Regions from separate parts of the Homo sapiens genome. Here region 1 is linked to region 2. A link is a loop called in an ENCODE intact Hi-C map of the cell type or tissue named here. Cell type or tissue: A673. All regions are shown on one strand. Links, peaks and the distances in the headings refer to the core of each region. The heading gives the core; the rest is flanking DNA. Region 1 has its middle 13 kb from the start of IBTK. Region 2 has its middle 160 kb from the start of TPBG.

Evidence for each region. A loop is a pair of places that touch in the nucleus more often than their neighbours do. Peaks named below come from ENCODE experiments on the same cell type or tissue, not always from the same donor. Only the 100,000 strongest peaks of a DNase experiment are listed, where the experiment ranks them.
Region 1: a loop joins it to region 2, with 4 times the contacts of the local background. A loop is called at or near these places in 2 of 110 quality-filtered maps.

What each region holds. Positions count from the first base shown.
Region 1 is chr6:82,255,649-82,265,396 of GRCh38, forward strand. It overlaps the pseudogene LOC100132659. Among named protein-coding and RNA genes, the nearest start is that of IBTK, 13 kb to the left of the region's middle. RefSeq lists a silencer at 9,264-9,558. In A673, for the core only: a CTCF peak has its summit at 1,890; DNase peaks (open chromatin) are centred at 4,883 and 5,473; H3K27ac peaks cover 1,106 bases.
Region 2 is chr6:82,520,996-82,530,743 of GRCh38, forward strand. No RefSeq gene overlaps it. Among named protein-coding and RNA genes, the nearest start is that of TPBG, 160 kb to the left of the region's middle. In A673, for the core only: no CTCF peak of the experiment used is centred there; DNase peaks (open chromatin) are centred at 5,016 and 5,326; H3K27me3 peaks cover 1,299 bases.

The sequences.
Region 1 (9,748 bases), core at 847-8,846, 270 kb before region 2:
AGTGTCCAGACATTTGGTCAAATGTTATTCTGTGTGTGTCTGTGCGGGTATTTCTGGGTTCAAGTAACATTTGCATTGGTAGGCTGAGTAAAATAGACTGCCTTCTTTAATGTGAATGAGCCCCATCCAATCAGTAGAAGACCTGAATAGAACAAAAGGGAACTCCTCCTTCTTGATTGCTTTAGAGCTGGGACATCAGGTTTTTTCCTGCTTTCAGGCTTAGACTTAAACATGGGCTTTTCTTGGGTCTTGAGCCTGCTGGCTTTCATTCTGATACTACAACATCAGCTCTTCTACTTCTTGGGCCTTTGGACCAGGACTGGAACTATGCCATTTGCTCTCCTAGATCTCCAGCCTGCTGACTGCAGAGCTCAGACTTATCAGCCTCCACAATTACATGTGCCAATTATTTATAATAAACCTCTCGCTCTCTCTTTCTCTCTCTCTCTCTCCCTCCCTCTCTCTCATCTACACATCCTACTGGTTCTGTTTCTCTGGTGATCTCTGACTGATACAACCTCATTGATGTTTATAAAGCACCACATCCAACAACTCCAGAATACATTTTGTTTTCAAGTGCATGTGGTATGTTCAGCAAGATAGACCATATAGTGGATCTTAAAATGTCTTAATAAATTTTTAAAAATTGCAATCATACAGAGTATGTTCTCTGATCACAATGGAACTACATTAGAGATCAATAAAACTAAGATCTAGGGAAACTTCAAATATGTGTAAATAAACAAGATATTTAAAATAATCCATTGGTCAAAGAAGAAATCACATAGGAAGTTAGATAGTATTTCACACTGAATGAATAAAAATACAACATATCAAAATTTGTATGATGCATCCAAAGCAATGCCTATTCAGAAATATATAGCTTTAAATGCTTATGTTGGTGAAGAAGAGATGTCTAAAAATCAATGACCAAAAGTTCCACATAAATAAGCTAGGGAAAAAAAGAGCAAAGTAAATCCCGAAGTAAGTGGGAGGAAATAAAGATAACAACAGAAATCAATTAACTAAAATATAGGAAAGTAATAGAAAAAATTAGCAAAGCTGAAAATTGTTCTTTGAAAAGATCAGCAAAATTGATAAACTCCTTGCTAGAATTAGTTATTTAAAAAAAAAAAAAAAAAAAAGGCTGAGCGCAGTGGCTCATGCCTGTAATCCCAACAGGGGATTACAAAGAGGCTGAGGTGGGCGGATCACCTGAGGTCAGGAGTTCGAGACTAGCCTGGCCAACATGGTGAAACCCCGTCTCTACTAAAAATACAAAAAAATTACCCGCGCATGGTGGCAGGTGCCTGTAATCTCAGCTACTTGGGAGGCTAAGGCAGAAGAATCACTGCATGTACCTGGGAGGTGGAGGTTGCAGTGAGCCGAGACCTCACCATTGCACTCCAGCCTAGGCAACAAGAGTGAAACTCCATCTAGAAAGAAAGAAAAAGAAAGAAAGAGAGAGAGAGAGAGAAGGAAGGAAGGAAGACAAACATCAAGAATTTCAAGAGTCTGAGATTGTACCCTCCTGTTAAAGCTAACAAGTTAATCTGCCAGAGTTTCACGGAATCTGGCCTGCTAAATGAGATTCCTAAGCCAGAGACTAGCACTTTACCACTCACAGCCAGCAAGCAGCATGAGCTTCACATTTGCATTAGTTCTTTTAGACCCTCAAGTCCTATGAGAAAGACACAGAGTGGCCCAGGTAGGTGTTATAGGTGTTATAAATGTAGTGGGTTGGCATCTCAGTTAAGGAAACCCAGGCTTAGTAACTTAATCCTTTATAGTAGACTGCAAGAAAACCTGACTGACTTTTACCCCTGAGGTAGAAATTATCTTTATTGTACCAGAGAGTTAAAATAAAAAAAAATAAAAAAAAATAAAAACCTGTCCCTGCTCTAGAGGGCTCCACTGTCACTATTTACCAAGTGATTTGCAATACAAACATCTTTAAAAGATAACTCAGAACAAAGGCTGTCAGTGCCTCTACTCACAGGACCTGCAGAAACATGAAGGAACCCACAGGAAATTTGTTCCCAACAAGAGCACCAATTGCCAATATCAGGAATGAAAAAGTAGTTATCACCACAGATACCACAGACATTAGAACAAAAAATAAAATAAAATAAAGTAAGAGAACATTGTGAACAACATTAGGTTAAAAAAAAGTTGCCTTTGAGAAGTTGAGGGTAGGGATTGACTGAAAAGGAGAATGAGGAAACTCTCTGAGGTTGTAGAAATATTCCATATCTTGATGGAGGTGTAGGTTACATAGGGTACATGCATTTATCGTAACTCCACAAATATACAGTTAAAATTTGTGCATTTCGTTGTTGCAAATTTTACCTCAAAAGGAAAAAATGGGCTGGGCGCAGTGGCTCATGCCTGTAATCCCAGCATTTTGAAAGGCCGAGGCGGGCAGATCACGAGGTCAGAAGATGGAGACCATCCTGGCTAACGTGGTGAAACCCTGTCTCTACTAAAAATACAAAAAATTAAAAAAAAAAAAAGAAAAAAATACAGAAAATTAGCCGGGCGTGGTGGCACACACCTGTAGTCGCAGCTACTTGGGAAGCTGAGTCAGGAGAATCACTTGAACCCAGGATGTGGAGGTTGCAGTGAGCCAAGATCATGCCACTGCACTCCAGCCTGGGCGACAGAGTGAGACTCCGTCTCAAAAAAATAAATAAATAAACAATATAAACCTTAGTAATGATTTTTATACTGAAGTGTTTCAGGGTAAAAGTATTTAGGGATAAATGATCAATATCTGCAATTTACTCTGAAATGCATAAAGGGATGAACAAATGGGTAGATATGTGATAAGGCAAATATATTTAAAATGTTAATGGTTTAATCTCGATAAACATATTTGTTCACAATAATATTCTTCTAAGTTTGTTGTATGCTTCAAAATTTCTAAATAAAAAAATGGAAAGAAAAAGAGACTTAAAAAACATGTACAGTCATGCATCACTTAACAATGGAGACACATTCTGAGAGATGTGTTGTTAGACAATTTTGTCATTGTGCCCACATAATAGAGTATCCTTACACAAACCTAGATGGTATAGCCTACTACACACCTAGGCCATGTGGGTTAGCCTATTGTTCCTTGATTACAAACTTGTACAGTATGTTACTGTACTGAATAGTGTCAGCAATTGTAACCCAATGGTACTTATTTGTGTGAGGAAACATAACTAAACATAGAAAAAGTACAGTAAAAATATGGATTATAATCTTTTGGGACCACTGTTGTATTATGTGCTGTCTTTGACCAAAATGTTGTTATACAGCATATGATGGTAAATCAGTTACAATAAATGGACCTTACTTGGATAATGATTTGGACACATAAGCTGTAAAATCAAATAGTATGACATACTAGCAATAATTTGAACACTGGCTTGTTACTTGTTTATTGTTTTTATTTTATTTTATTTTATTTTTTTAGACAGAGTCTTGCTCTGTTGCCCAGGTTGGAGTGCAAGAGTGCCATCACGGCTCACTGCAACCTCTGCCTCCAGGGTTCAAGCAATTATCCTATCTCAGCCTCCCAAGTAGCTGGGATTACAGGCACACACCACCACACCCGGCTAATTTTTTGTATTTTTAGTAGACATGGGTTTTCACCATGTTGGCCAGGGTGGTCTCGAACTCCTGACCTCACGTGATCCACCCACCTTGGCCTCCCAAAGTACTGGGATTACAGTCGTGAGCCACTGCGCCCAGGCTGTTTACTGTTTTTAAGCCTGTGTAAGAGAAGCTGTTGGCCCTGGGCTCCACAGTCTCTCACCCTTACCACTTCAGGGCATGCTACCCTGAATTTAGCAGCCAACAACTGCATTTCTTTGCCTGAAGACTTTGCCTCCTGAAGTCTTGTTGGCCTGCCCCTGTGGCTTTCTGCAAGTGCTGAGGAGGTAATGCTTGCCCAACTCAGATTCAGCCATCTGCGAAAGTCTTACTTAGAACCTTCCTTTTTCTGTCTCACTCCCTCCACTTCCCCACTGATGTTTCCCTCTCTCAGATGACTTGCACTTAAATTTTTGTCTTTGTTTCAGCTTCTGGAGGAACCCAAAGTGTGACATTGGGATAATGGCATTTCAGTTATTTAAAAACAAACAAACAAACAAACAAAAAGACTTTTTAAGTTTGGGAGATATTTACTGAAATATTACAGATAAAATTATATTACTTGGGATTTGTTTCAAAACACAAGTGTTAGTGGGGAGAGTGGATAAAAATATAGATGAAAAAAATGTTGGCAAGGCTTAGTGGCTCACGCCTGTAATCCCAGCACTTTGGGAGGCCAAGGTGGGCAAATCACTTGAGGTCAGGAGTTCGAGACCAGCCTGGCCAACATGGTGCAACTCTGTCTGTACTAAAAATACACAAATCAGCTAGGCATGGTTGTGGACACCTGTAATCCCAGCTGCTCAGGAGGCTGAGGCATGAGAATCGCTTGAACCCAGTGGGTGGAGGTTGCAGTGAACTGAGATTGCACCACTGCACTCCAACCTGGGCAACAGAGCAAGATTCTGTCTCAAAAAAAAAAAAAAGAACTAATTAAAGTGAAAAGACTCACATGACAATATCTGGGGTGGAGGAAAAATCAAGCTATCTCAATGTGAGAGGGGAGGCATTTCTACAAGGCCTCTGAGACCATTTGGCCTATGACATTTACCTCACCTTTTTTAAGACAAGACCTTCTAGTTGTGACTTGAATTTGATATTCAACCACTTAACCTAAGACCCATTACTTGAAGTTTATTGTTGCTGCAAATTAAAATCCACAGGGAGCAGACATGCACTACGGTTTTATTTGCCAATGTAAGTGCAGTGTGACTCACATCCTCCCTTCAGGGGGATCTTAGCTAGATAAAACTTTTCCAGGGCTCAACTTTTCCTGGAATAGCTTTGTCATTAAAGACATAGGCACTGAATCAAAAGCTAATTGAATCAAAACTGCAGACAATTTAATCTGGAATTCTAGACCCATTTAGTGCATAAGTAATTGGCATCGAGTGTCTTTTATGCAAGGATGCCAACTGTTTCTGGGTCCCACAGCAATCATTGCCAGTTTTAAAGACAGTGTTTTAAACTTCTCCAATCTGTTTCCACATCCAGTAACATAAATATTTCAATGTAATGCCAACCCATAAATATTAGCTGATGATCACGATCTAAACTGTATTTCAAAAAATAAGAGGCATCCATTAAAAGGGTTTTAAAATATTTTATTCACACTTTTCATGGAAATCTTTTTCTAAACTTCTAATTGCACTAGAGAAAATACCAGTAAAATCTTCTCATAAGGATGACCATGAAGGACTTCTGTTTATCTTTATTAAATGTAGACCCAACACATCCCCAACTACAAGTGTTCTACTTCCTCATTTCCTATTTAAAGGAAAGGAAAAAAACTCACTTCCTTTTCTTTACCATTCTTTTGAGACCTATCAAACTGGTAAACTGCTCCATACTGCTCTATTAATAGCAGCTAATGGGTAGTGAGGCACCATAATTGCCTTTTAGTGATGATGCCTTAATTCACTAAATTCATTAGTAAATCTAGTACTGGAAATGTTTTCAGGCACTCATAGTTCAAGAGAGAGAGATTTGGGAACAGGCCAGATCTAAAGCAAGCATTGTCTGGAGTTCTTTGATTTGTATTAATGCTGTGGAATATGAGTCTGTGAAAGGAAAATAAATTTTGGGACACCCTCCACCCCCACCCACTCCTCGCCAAATCACTAAGCCAAAGGAAAAAGTCAAGCTGGGAACTGCTTAGGGCAAACCTGCCTCCCATTCTATTCCTAAAAAAGATAGCTACTAAGATAAAAAGCTACATACCTCTCTCACAAGAAATTTCCTTGTAGAGAAAGGACAGAGAGGACTCAGTCATCTCTCTGCTCACTGAGATAAATGCATATCTGATTGCCTCCATTGGAAAGGCTAATCAGAAACTCAAAAGAATGCAACCCTTTGTCTCTTTCCTACCTATGAACTGGAAGCCCCCTCCCCGCTTTGAGTTATTCTGCCTTTCCACACAGAACCAATGTACATCTTACATATTGTAATCTCTGTAAAATGTACAAAACCAAGCTGTGCCCCAACAACCTTGGGCACATGTCATCAGGACCTCCTGAAGCTGTGTCATGGGCCTGTGTTCTTAACTTTGGTAAAATAAGCTTCCTAAATTGACTAAGACCTGTTTCAGATAAAGATCACTCCTCAGATCTTACTTTGCAGGAGGGTGCTATCTCTACCTATAATAAGCAAAGCTGATTAAGACTAGTTGAATGCATATAAGAATTACATTAAATGCAATTACACATATCTATTGAGCATATTATATATGTAGACACTGTTAGCTAATGCAGAGGATTCAAGAAAAGCAATTTAAAATCTAGTATGGAGAATAAGGTAGATACATAAGTATCACTGATAGTAAAGTGAGACACTGTCATAAAAGAGACAATGGGATTGTGGAGCTACAAAAAGAGAGAGATTACAATCAGTTGAAAGGATCAGGGAAAGCTTCTTCTTTTTTTTTTTTTTTTTTTTTTTTGAGACGGAGTTTCCCTCTTGTTGCCCAGGCTGGAGTGCAATGGTGCAACCTCAGCTCACTGGAATGTCTACCTCCTAAGTTCAAGGGATTCTCCTGCCTCAAACTTCCAAGTAGCTGGGATTACAGGTGCCTGCCACCACACCCGGCTAATTGAAAGCTTCTAGTGGAGTTATTTGTGAAAGAACTGAGGGATAAATAGGAGCATCTGAAAGGAATCTACTTTTTCCATGATTGCTAATGTAGAGAAAAACTATAAAAGACTTTGAAATGCATCAAAAAGATTACTGATGACTTCAGTAGAAAATTAGGTGGTTTAGCTGGGATCATTGCACCTTTCATTGTCTTTGAGATATTTTACAACTCTGCAAATTGTAGATAATGGATAGCAGTGCAAACAAGCTCATATTCACAAACATGCAAATTAATTTTGTCAGGTGGAAACACAACTGATTTCTTTATTTCCATTTCTGTAATAAGCAAGTTTTGTATTTATTTACTTTTTTTAATATAAACTCTCAACTAAGTGATTTTATTCCTGTCCATGATTGCAGACACTTACAAAAACATAACATCTGAGTTCACCTTAAGAAATAACTTACAGCTGGGCATGGTGGCCCATGCCTGTAGTCCCAGCTACTTGGGAGGTTGAGGAAAGAGAATCACTTGAACCCAGGAGGTGAAGATTGTAGTGTGCCCAGATTGTCCCACTGCACTTCAGCCTAGGTGACAGAGTGAGACTCTGTCGAAAAAAAAAAAGAAGGAAGGAAGAAAGGAAGGAAGGAAGGAAGGAAGGAAGAAAAAGAAAGAAAGAAAGAGAAAGAAAGAAAGAAAGAGAAAGAAAGAAAGAAAGAAAGAAAGAAAGAGAAGGAAAGAAAGAAAGAAAGAAAGAAAGAAAGAAAGAAAGAAAGAAAGAAAGAAAGAAAGAAAAGAAAAGAAAGAACGGACGAATGAACTTGCATAAAGCAGGGACATAGATAGCACACAATAGTTCAGGGAGGATGCAGAAGCAACTTTTAGTAATTAAAATGTTAATGTGAATAAAGGATGGAATAAATATCCCTACTTATTTCTACCTAAGATGTTATGTGATAATATTTTACAATGTCCTGAGGGTCAATGTATGTTTGTGTATATGTCCATATAACACACACAGATACAGTACATTCTTCTTCCCACACATATACATACAAACATAATTATTTGCAGTTCAGTTTAAGTCAACTTTAATATGCCACTTTGTACCTTTTCTTTTCTTTTGGGGTGGGGGACAGAGTGTCACTCTGTCACCAAGGCTGGAGTGCAGTGGTGTGATCTTGGCTCGTTGCAATCTCCGCCTTCCAGTTCAAGCAATTTTTGTTCCTCAGCCTCCTGACTAGCTGGTAGTAGACACGATCTCACTTTGTTGCCCAGGCTGGTCCTGAACTCCTAGACTCAAGTAATCCTCCCACCTCAGCCACCCAGGTTCAAGCGATTCTCCTGCCTCAGCCTCCTGAGTAGCTGGGATTACAGGCATGTGCCACAATGCCTGGATAATTTTTATATTTTTAGTAGAGACAGGATTTTGCCATGTTGGCCAGGCTGGTCTCAAACTCCTGACCTCAAGTGATTCACCCACTTTGGCCTCCCAAAGTGCTGGGATTACAGGTGTAAGCCACCACGCCCGGACAGATTCCTTTGTTTAAATGTACGCTGTGATAAATAATTTTCCTTTATGATAGTTCTGTGATGGGCTAGTTCACTGTGGTTTACATGAGGGTACTTGGTAATGGATCACACACTCACTGTTATGCGAGAGGAGTAACTCCCTGAAAAGGATTTTAAAAATTTCCCCCAGTTTTGCAATTATCCCTGAGCCCAGTTGATTACTCAGGCTCATTTTATCAGGAGAATTCTTAGAAATACCGTCCATATCTCCTGAGCCTAAAAGCCATTCATGTGATGTGACTCCATTCCTCCTCCTACTCCATCCATGGTACCATCTGACCCAGATTCCACTGGAAAATTAGGTCTGTTAGGTCTACAACATACTGCATTCATTCATATCTCCAGGGTTGATTAAATCTGCTAGACTAGACATGACGGGTGTTCCTGTGGACCTCACCTCCTGGAGGGCCTATGTAATTCCCAGGAGATGTTGAGGAGTATGGTACTGAATTGGCATTTGTTGGGTTTGGCCAAGATCTGCCACCCTCCAGACCCATGTTCATTCTAGGCATTCCAGAGCCACCTAAAGCATTCACTGGGCATCTCATTGCACCTTCATCATTCTGTACTGACAACCAAGGATCAGACTGTGGCCCTCAGGGCACCATTCCTCTTGGAGAAATTGGCCCACCCATACTTAAATGTCCTTGTTGTCAAGTTGGATTCCACTGGGGAGTAATGGCTGACTTCCTAGGATACTTCCAAGTGCCTCTTTAGGTATCTTCAATGGGAACCTTGGACCTCCAGGGTACCAAGGTGATATAAAAAGATAATCATGGAAGTTTTTTGTTACACTTGAGTGTTCACATGTTTCCTTTGGCTCTGGAGCTGCCAAATAGAGATCCCAAAATACACAACACCAGGAATGTAAGAATCCTGGTGGTTCTCCCAATTTTTTCCCCCATCTTATCTCTGATAAAAATGTTCGGGATGATCTCTGAACTCCTACATGGAGCAGATATTCATATATGTAAAGTGCTAACTTCACCAAGGTGTGGCTGTCACATGGGTTAATGCTGCTGTTACTCTTGCCTTTGCTGTACATTCTTTGCTGAGAGTAACTCCCATTGTCATGCACTTGTTACCCCATCACAGCCTCCCTGGAAACAGCCCTGTCCCCATGGCAACCCATGTAGCCACCTTCACTATTGGCTGCCTCACACCAACGGCTTTTGCATTTGTTTATAGATTTGTTTCCTCATTGCTTATTATATATGTGATATTTTTAATTCTCCTATCTATGAATCAGTTGTAGCATGTTACTGCTTCCCTCATTAATTACAAAGCTATATAAAATCTTTGACGTGTTAATTTTATATATGTATAAAAGTTCTGATTGCATCCTACTTTAAAAATTATTCTTTTTTTCTTCTTTTTTTTGAGATGGAGTCTCGCTGTGTCATCCAGGCTAGAGTGCAGTGGTGTGATCTCGGCTCACTGGAAACTCCGCCTCCCGGGTTCAAGCAA
Region 2 (9,748 bases), core at 898-8,897:
CACTGACCCTGGGACTTCCTTCCCAAGTAGCTTAAGCCCATCTTAAATATAACTTTATATTCTACTTGTTTTGGCTTTAAAAATCGTTTTCTTCCCACAGTTCATTATAGTGATCAGTCCAATAAAGGCCTAGTAGTCAAAGGGCCCCAACAAAGGATTCAGGAGCCAGGAGAGAGGAGAGGTTTGTACATACTTTTCAAGTTCCCTTTTTTGCTTTCTCCTACATTATACATATATTATGGACTTTCAAGAATGGAAAATGAATCTAAGTAGCAGTGAGTATGAGGCAAGGACTAAGGTTAAACAGATCCTATGGGAAATGATCTTACGAGAAAAGATATTTTATTTTCTCTGAAGACACTAAAACCACTTATTGTTGGGTAGGAATCCAATGTGTACCTTAGGATAGAATTGTTCTTTGTCCTTCAATGTCTTTGTCTGTTCCCAGTGATAATGTCCCTGTAAAACACTATAGCTAATCTAATATTGCGTGGTTTCTTAAGCCTTGGATCCTTTATGACCAGCTGCCATGTAAGATGATTCAGTATCTACCTACCAAGTAATTTCAGGAGAACTGCAGATGATGCAATGACTTGCAGACATGCACAGTTTAAGTCAACTGCCTCTCAGGAATAAATCAAACTCTGATAACTGACCTGGCAGTTTTTCATCTTGAATTTCCATTTTATTCACCAGCAGTATCCTTTTGGGAAAGCTTCAAATGCTTTTGAAATGAAAGCAAACTAAATTGCTTCTTTTGCAAAAGATAATACCTGACTTTATTGGTTCGAAAAGAAATTGGTTGGATTAATTTCCAAATTATTTGTCTTGGTCTTTGTTTTTTATTGCCTAAGTTTATCCCTTAAGAAGTAAACATCCTTCAACAGTCACAAAATGAGCTTTAAAAAAGACAAAAAAAAACTGAAAAACAAAACAACAACCAAAAAAAAACAGCAAACAAAACACAAAATGAGATAGACTCATTTAGATAAAATCATCTTTCACCCTACCCTCCAGTGTATGAAGCACTCAAATAATCTCTATGGTTACTCGCTTTTCATGACTCCTGTTATTATGAGTTATGCTATCACACATAAACCTGTCTTTCCCCTCACCAGCCTCTGTACTCCTTACTCAGGGAAGAGAGGGGCAATATCTGCCCTACAGAAGATTCTCAATACCATATTTCGTTAATTCTATGATACATATATGACTTCATACTTTAATAACTCTTAAATAAAAATGCTTCTTTCAATAAATAGCATGTCATACCTTAAATGGCAGCATTTTTTCTTAGTGGCATAAAAAATAATCATGTATTTTATAGTTGATAGTTTCTTATATCCAACAAAATATGGTGCTGAATTGTACCTAATGAGTGATTCATCCAGATTTGGGGTAAACTGTTAATGCATTTTAGTTAAAAATAAAAAGTAAGCAATCAAATGATAAAAATTTAGAACATGCAGTAAGAAAGAAATTTGCTAAAAGCTAAGAAATCAGAGTTATAAACAATACATGTTTATTGAGCATTTACTGTTTACCCATCAGTATTCTTGATGCTAAGGATATAGCAGTGAACAAAACAATCCTTGTGGACTTACATCATAGTAGGGAAAATAGACAATAAATAAATGTATGATAAGTCAGTTGATAATAAGTGCTACGAAGTAAAACAAAGCAGGAATAAAGTTGGGGAGAAAAGTGGAGGGTGATTGCTATTTCAGTTGAGATCATTGGGATGGTCTTTTCTGAGGAGGGGACATTTGCATAGAGAAGCAAGGATGTGAGTTATGTGTCTGCTGTGTGTAGAACATTCTGGGAAAGGGCAGAGAAGGGAACAAGACTATTCCAGAAAAAGAGGACACATGCTGGGAGTGTTTGAGAACAGAATGAAGGCTAGTATGCTGCAGCCAGTGGGTATGTGTGGGAGTTCTAGGAGATGAGGCCAAAGAGCCCCTATCATACAGGACCCTAGAGGTCACTGTAAGGATTTGACTTTTATCTTGAATGACGTGGGAGGCTACTAAGAGTTTTGAACAGAGGGTCGGGCGCGGTGGCTCACACCTGTAATCCCAGCACTTCGGGAGACCGAGGCGGGCATATCAGCTGAGGTCGGGAGTTTGAGACCAGCCTGACGAACATAGAGAAACCCCGACTCTACTAAAAATACAAAATTAGCCAGGGGTGGTGGCACGTGCCTGTAATCCCAGCTACTTGGGAGGCTGAGGCAGGAGAATCCCTTGAACCCGGTAGGTGGAGCTTGCGGTGAGCCAAGATCGTGCCATCGCACTCCAGCCTGGGTAACAAGAGCAAAAGTCTGTCTCAAAAAAAAAAAAAATGTTTAGAACAGAGGAGTGATAGAGCCTGACTTGTGTTGTGGGGAGAGGGTGGGGGGGAGTGTAGGAGAGGGGTTGATAAGAATGGGAACATAAAGATCAGTAAGTAGGCCACTACAGTAATCCAGGTGAGAGGTGGTAGTAGTGGGAATAGGGTGGTAGTGTTACAGAAGTGCTGGAAAGGGAAGAGTTTGGTCCCTTTAAATGATAGGGAAGCAGGGAAGGGAAGTGCTGGGTAGAGACAAGGGTGGTCCCTGGCTAGGGCTCCACCCCAACAGACCTAGGTGAGGACAGGCATTTCCTGGAGATTTCCCAAGATCACCCTGGCCTGCCATGCCCTCATCTTGTGCCTATAAAAACCCCCAAGACCCTGGCAGCCACACATATAGGCGGCTGGACATTGAGAGGAGCACATCAGCAGAGGAACACAGGTGGTTAGACATAGAGAGGAATGCACCAATAGGCACCGGCATGCTGGCAGGCCAGTGACCAGCAGAAGCAGAACAACCTGGAGTTTGGCTGGGGCAGTCGGAGGAGAGCCCAGGCCACCGAATGGCCCAACTCCAGGGGAAAACCTTCCCACTCCCTCCCCTTCTGACTTCCCCTGAGCTACATCCACTCAATAAAACCTTGCACTCATTCTCCAAACCCAGGTATGATCCGATTCTCCCAGTACACCAAAGCAAGAACCGGGGATACAGAAAGCCCTCTGTCCTTTCAACAAGGTAGAGCAAGGTAGAGGCTTAATTGAGCTGGTTAACACAAGCCACCTATAGACGGCAAAACTGAAAGAGCAGCCTGTAACACAGGCCCACTGGGGCTTCAGGTGCTGTAAATATTCACCCCTAGACACTGCCGTGGGGTCGGAGCCCATAGCCTGCCCGTCTGTAAGCTCCCCTGGAGGTTTGAGCAGCGGGGCACTGAAGAAGCGAGCCACACCCCCATCGCATGCCCTGTGAGGGGGACAAGGGAACCTTTCCTGTTTCAGTAGCGTGGAAGTGCTGGTATTCTGGATAAACTTCAAAGGTAGACCTGTCAAGATTAACTGGTAAACTGAATGTGCAGTATAGAAGAAATAGATCAAGGAAGATGGCAAGGTTTTTACCTGAGCAACTTGTAAGTGGAGTTGTCATTTACTATAATGGGAAAGATTGTGAGAAGAATAGTTTGGAGAAGAGAAAACCAAGTTAATTTTGAATATATTAAACTAAGGATGTCTATTAGTAGTGAAGAGAAGATTCTGAGAAATGAACCTATACTTCAGGAAAGAGGTAAAAAATGGAAATATAAATTGGGAGTTATTAACATATATGTCGAATTTTAGGAGATATGAAATATTCTAAGCTCTAGAGCAAGGGTACAGAGAGAGAAGGGGAAGGAAGACAGAACTCTGGGGCAATCCAACCTAAATAATCAGGGGGATGAGGAGGAACCAGCAAAGGAAATGGAGAGGAGCCGTCAGGGAGGTGGGATGGGAACCAAAACAAAGTATCATCCAAGATGTCAACCAGAAGAAGTGTTTCGGATCAAGGGAGTAACAACTTGGCCAAATTTTGCTGATGTAGGCTGAGATGTGACCATTTTATTTGGAAGCAAGGAGGTCATTGATGACCCTTACAAGAGATGATTCAGTGGAGTATAAGCACAAAAATCTAGTTCTAAAGGGTTAAAGCAAGAATAGAAGGAGAAATGAAAATGAAAACAAAAAACAGTGTTAGTATTATAAACAACTCTTTTCTTTTTTTTTAGACAGAGTCTCACTCTGCCACCCAGGCTGGAGTGCAGTGGTGCATCTTGGCTTACTGCAACCTCCGCCTCCTGAGTTCAAGCGATTCTCCAGCCTCAGCCTCCCCAGTAGCTGGGACTACAGGTGCACACCATCAAGTCCGGGTAATTTTTGTATTATTAGTAGAGATGGGGGTTTCACAATATTGGCCAGGCTGGTCTCGAACTCCTGACCTCAGGTGATCCGCCTGCCTCGGCCTCCCAAAGTGCTGGGGTTACAGGCGTGAGCCACTGCACCCGGCCATAAACAACTCTTTCTAAAGAGATACAGATATGCTATATGTATACAGGTATAGGATCCAGGAGAGGTTTTGCTGTTTTTTTTTTTTAAGATAAGATATATAGCATGTTTGTACTCATTTAAGATGAGTCCCCTTTCTTGGATCCCTTCTCTCTAGCCTCTCTAAATTAATTACTTAATACAATTGGGAGAGAAGTATGCAATTGAGATCCAAATTTAGCATTCTTTCTAAGTTAAAATTTGAAAGTAATATTATTTACACTTTTACTAATGATTGTCTCAAAGGGACCTATAGAATCAGTTTTTAAAAATATTCTGACCTGCTTTGTTTGGGAGAAAATGGTATTTTCACATACTTTTAATTGCAAATAGAATACAAAAGAGTGTCTTGTAGCACCAAAATTTATTCATTTCAATATTAAATCACATTAACAATAGAAAAATAAGGTCTTATTCTGAAAAGAAATAATCCCATCACTATGCTTCTCTTTTTCAATATCAGAGCTGACAGATAAGCAAGTCTCATTAGAAACAGATAAGAGTTTCCTGACATCTGTTATAGTAGATGGCTGACAGTAACTCTAAACACATTGACTCTATTTATTGGAGAAGAGCTGGACTGAATTAAAGAAGATTCTAGCTCAGTGGCTCACTGCCCTGGCTGCACATTTGATTTACGCATGCCCGTGACCCACCCCCAGAGATGCTGATTTATTTGACCTGCATTGGGAAGCAGGCATGGGCATGTTTCAAAACATTCCCAGGTAATTTTAATGTGCAGCTGAAGTTTTTTGTGAAGTTCACTTCACTTTAATGTGATGTGAAGAACTACTGCCTAGCATTTAAGCTTTTCTTAAGGTAAAGAACTCAGCTATAATGAAAAGGCTTGAAATTTGATCTAATCTCAAAAACAGAACACAGGAAATAGCCACTTCCACTTGAAGTGGTCTCATACCATGGAATTCTCATCTACCATGAAGAGTACACTCCCATAATTTTGCTTGTGTGACAGGCAGCTCCATGCGCTGCCACTGAAGATGGGAGGGTAGCGACAGGCCATCTGGGCAAGCCCAGGTCCTTTCTCTTCTCCCTTGTGTGACAGTTACTGAAGGTCCCAGAGCCATCAGAACCAAATTGGTTTTTAAGTTGTGATTCCTTTATATACTTGTATAGATACAAGTCCTAATCAGACATAGACTTGTAAATAGCTTCTTTCATTGTGTGGGTTGTCTTTTTCACTTTCTTGATTGTTATCCTCTGAAGCATAAAAATTTTTAATTTTAATGACATCCAATTTATCTATTTTTTTATTTTGTTGTTTGTGCTTTTGGTCATAGCTAAGACTCCATTACCAAATCTGAGGTCACAAAGATTTATCCAAATGTTTTCTTTTAAGAGATTTATAGTTTGGCTCTTATATTTAGGTTTTTTATTCATTTTGAGTTACTTTTTTTAGTGGCTTATTATTTTATTTTTATTTTCTTATTTTATTTCATTTTCCCTTCTCTATTAAGATTTAAGATATAATTGACCAAAAAACCCCACTAAATGTGATGTTTTGATATATATATATAAATTGTGAAATGATTAAATCAATGTAATTAAAATATTGCTTCACATATTCATTTTTTGTGGTGAGAACATTTAAGATCTATTCTCTTAGCAATTTCCAAGTATATAATACATTATTATTACTATAGTCATCATGCTGTACAATAGATAACTAGAACTTATTCATCTTGTCTAACTTAATCTTTGTACTCTTTCACCAACATCTCCACCTCTCCATTTCTCTCCCACCAGCCCCTTTGCCAACTCCATTTTACTCTCTGCTTTTAAAAGTTTGTCATTTGTAGATCCTGCAGATAAATGAGGTGATACATTATTTGTCATTTTGAGTTAACTTGTGTATATCATGTGATGTAGGCCGAACTTCATTCTTTTTTATATGGCTACACACATGTCCCAGCACTACTTGCTGAAGACTATTTTTTTGCCACTGAATGGCCTTGGCACTCTTGTTGAAAATCAATTGGCTATAGATACATGGGTTTATTTCTGGACTCTCAATTCCATTCCACTGGTCTATACGTCTATCCTTATTCCAGTACCACACCATCTTCATTACTCTAGCAATGTAATAAGTTTTGAAATAAGGAAGTGTGAATCTTTCAGCTTTATTCCTTTTCAAGATTGTTTTGCTTATTTTGGGTGTCTTGAGTTTCCATATAAATTTTAAGATCAGCTTGTCTATTTATACAAATAAGTCAGGTGGGTTTCTGACAGGAATTCTGTTGAACCTGTAGATAAACTTGGAAGTATTGCCTTTTAACAATATTAAGTCTTCCAATCCATGAACATGAAATGTCTTCCTATTTATTTAGATCTGATTGGTTTCTCTCTCTCTCTGTGTGTGTGTGTGTGTGTATGTGTGTATGACAGGGTCTCACTCTGTCACCCAGGCTGGAGCAGTGCAGTGGTGCAATCTTAGCTCACTGCAACCCTGCCTCCAGGGCTAAAGTGATCTTCCCACCTTAGCCTCCCAAGTAGCGTGGACCACAGGTGTGTGCCACCATACCCAGATAATTTATATATATATATATATAAATAAATTTTTTTTTAATAGAAATGGGGTTTCACCATGCTGCCCAGGCTGGTCTCAGACTGCTAGACTCAAGCCATCCGCCCACCTCAGCCTCCCAAAGTGCTAGGATTATAGGCATAAGCCACCACCGGTTGATTAGTTTCTTTCAACAATGTTTTTCATTCAATTATAACAAAAAACTAACGGGGTTTTGGAACTTGAACACTAGATTCTAAACAGCTCTTCTTCATGGAAAAGCAAAAACCCACAAATACCCAACACTGCTCCCCCAAAAAGAGTAAAATGAGAAGATTTGGCTTACCAAATACTTATTATTCATCAGTGTCAATTAAGACTAGATAAGTAGACCAATTAAACAGAATAGAAAGCCCAATAGGTGGATTGGGCATGATGTATGATATACTGGAGTCAGCTTCTACCAGCTCCTGAGATGATTGTTATAATCATTAAAAGATTGAGATTGACATTTGGTTCCCTGAGGCCTGTATGCAGATTCAATTCAAAGCTAATGATTTTCCTCTTAACTGAATTTTTAGTTTTTATCACTCAAAACTTTGAGAAGGTAGAAGATTTGCCTCATATTTACACTATATTATATAATACATAATTAATGAATCAAATGAATGAGTATATTAACTGCCTCTCAACTTACAGGACTTGGAAATAATTTTTGCCTTCTCGAATTTTATTTGCTTAAATTTGGGATTCAAAATGTTTCACACACAAAACATTTGCTTTAAAATAGATGGATTAAAAAGTGTAAGATTGGCTGGGTGCAGTGGCTCATACCTGTAATCTCAAACTCGGGAGGCGGAGGCAAAAGGATGGCTTGGGCTCAGGAGTTTAAGGTTGCAGTGAGCTAGGATTGCACCACTGCACTCCAGCCTAGGTAACAAGGGTGAGACTTTGTCTCTTTTTTTTTTTAAAAAAAGATATAAGACTGGATAACTATGAAATAAAGTAATTTGATTTTCTGCTTAAATATTCTCTTCAATCTGCCATAGCCTACTGAGCATGATGACGTTAGGGGAAGATACACCTTTAACTGCCTCAGCCTCCGGGTAGGGGGAGAGGAACAGGAGGTGTCACGGTTTCCATATTTCTACCCCAACTGGGGCAAGGGATCTGCTTTTAGTGCAAGTTTCAACTACAAAAATGCTCTTTTAGCCAAAGGATGTTTCAAAACCTTCTATCCTTCCAACCCCCAAAGATAGCAAAGAGTACAGATCACAGACGGATGGAAAACACTCAATTCAGAGAGAGGTTACGCCACAGATTCCTGCAAACAGAGAGAAAAGTCCTTTGGGAGCTTAGGGATAGCAGACATTTTTTAAGAGAGAAAGAACTTAGCAATACAATAGAGAGTTTATACTTTAAAAGAAATTTGCACAAGTGCATAAAGTAAAAGTTAGCTTCTGAATATGAAACTGTGTCTCCCAGTATGGCTCCGTAAGAATATGCTGAATATCAACAGGTCTTGTTACAGCTTGAGGGACCATGGAGTTTGGGCCACACCAGGGCAGAGACTATTCCCTAAATTCACCAAGTCTCAGAGAGAAAGAAATATAAATTTTGTGGCAAACACCACTGACATTCATTTGAGTTTCATTGTTAGGTTAAGAATTTAGTGACATATACAGAACTTATGTAATATGAGTGGATTCATCCTTTATAAAGGATTCAATTAATCCTTTATAAATTTCAGAGTAAGCAGAATTTTTTATCATAGATCAGGGATTATTTTTTAGAAAATTTTTTAGAGACAGGGTCCTATGCTGTTGCCTAAGCTGGAATGAAGTGGTGCATAGATCAGGGATTCTTTTTAAAAAAATTATTATTTTTCTTAAGTTCAGGGTACATGTACAGAGAAATAAGAATGCTTTTACACTGTTGGTAAGAATGTAAATTAGTTCAACCATTGTGAAAGACAGTGTGATGATTCCTCAAAGATTTAGAACTGGAAATACCATTTGATCCAGCAATCCCATTACTGGGTATATACCCAAAGGCATATAAATCATTCTATTATAAAGATACATACACACATATGTTCATTGCAGCACTATTCACAATAGCAAAGATGTGGAATCAACCCAAATGCCTATTAATGATAGACTGGATAATGAAAATGTGGTACATATACACCATGGAATACCATGCAGCCATAAAAAAGGAATGAGATCATGTTCTTTGCAGGGACATGGTTAGAGTTGGAAGCCATTATCCTCAGCAAACTAATGCAGGAACAGAAAACCAAAGACATGGAATCAACCCAAATGCTGTCAATGATAAATTGGATAAAGAAAATATGGTACATATACACCATGGAATACTATGCAGCCATAAAAAGGAATGAGATCATGTCCTTTGCAGGGACATGGATAGAGTTAGAAGCCATTATCGTCAGCAAACTAATGCAGGAACAGAAAACTAAACATAGCGTGTTCTCACTTGTAAGTGGGAGGTGAACAATGAGAACACATGGACACAGGGAGGGGAACAACACTTAGAGATTCTTATCTGTAGTCCCATGGATAGACTTGAAGGGTATCTTTGGGTCAAAGCTAAAATTCTATGCAAAATTTCATGTGTATATAGGGGATTCATCGCTTTCTTTAGACCCTTAGAGATGTCTGTGATTCTAAAAAGTAAAGAACCGGTACTTTGGATAAATATCAGAATTGGTCTACCTCATTCATCTAGTCAAGATTCTGGTGTACAGAGCAAGAAAACCCACATATAAAACAGCCTACATATAAAAATATGCATGAACAGGGA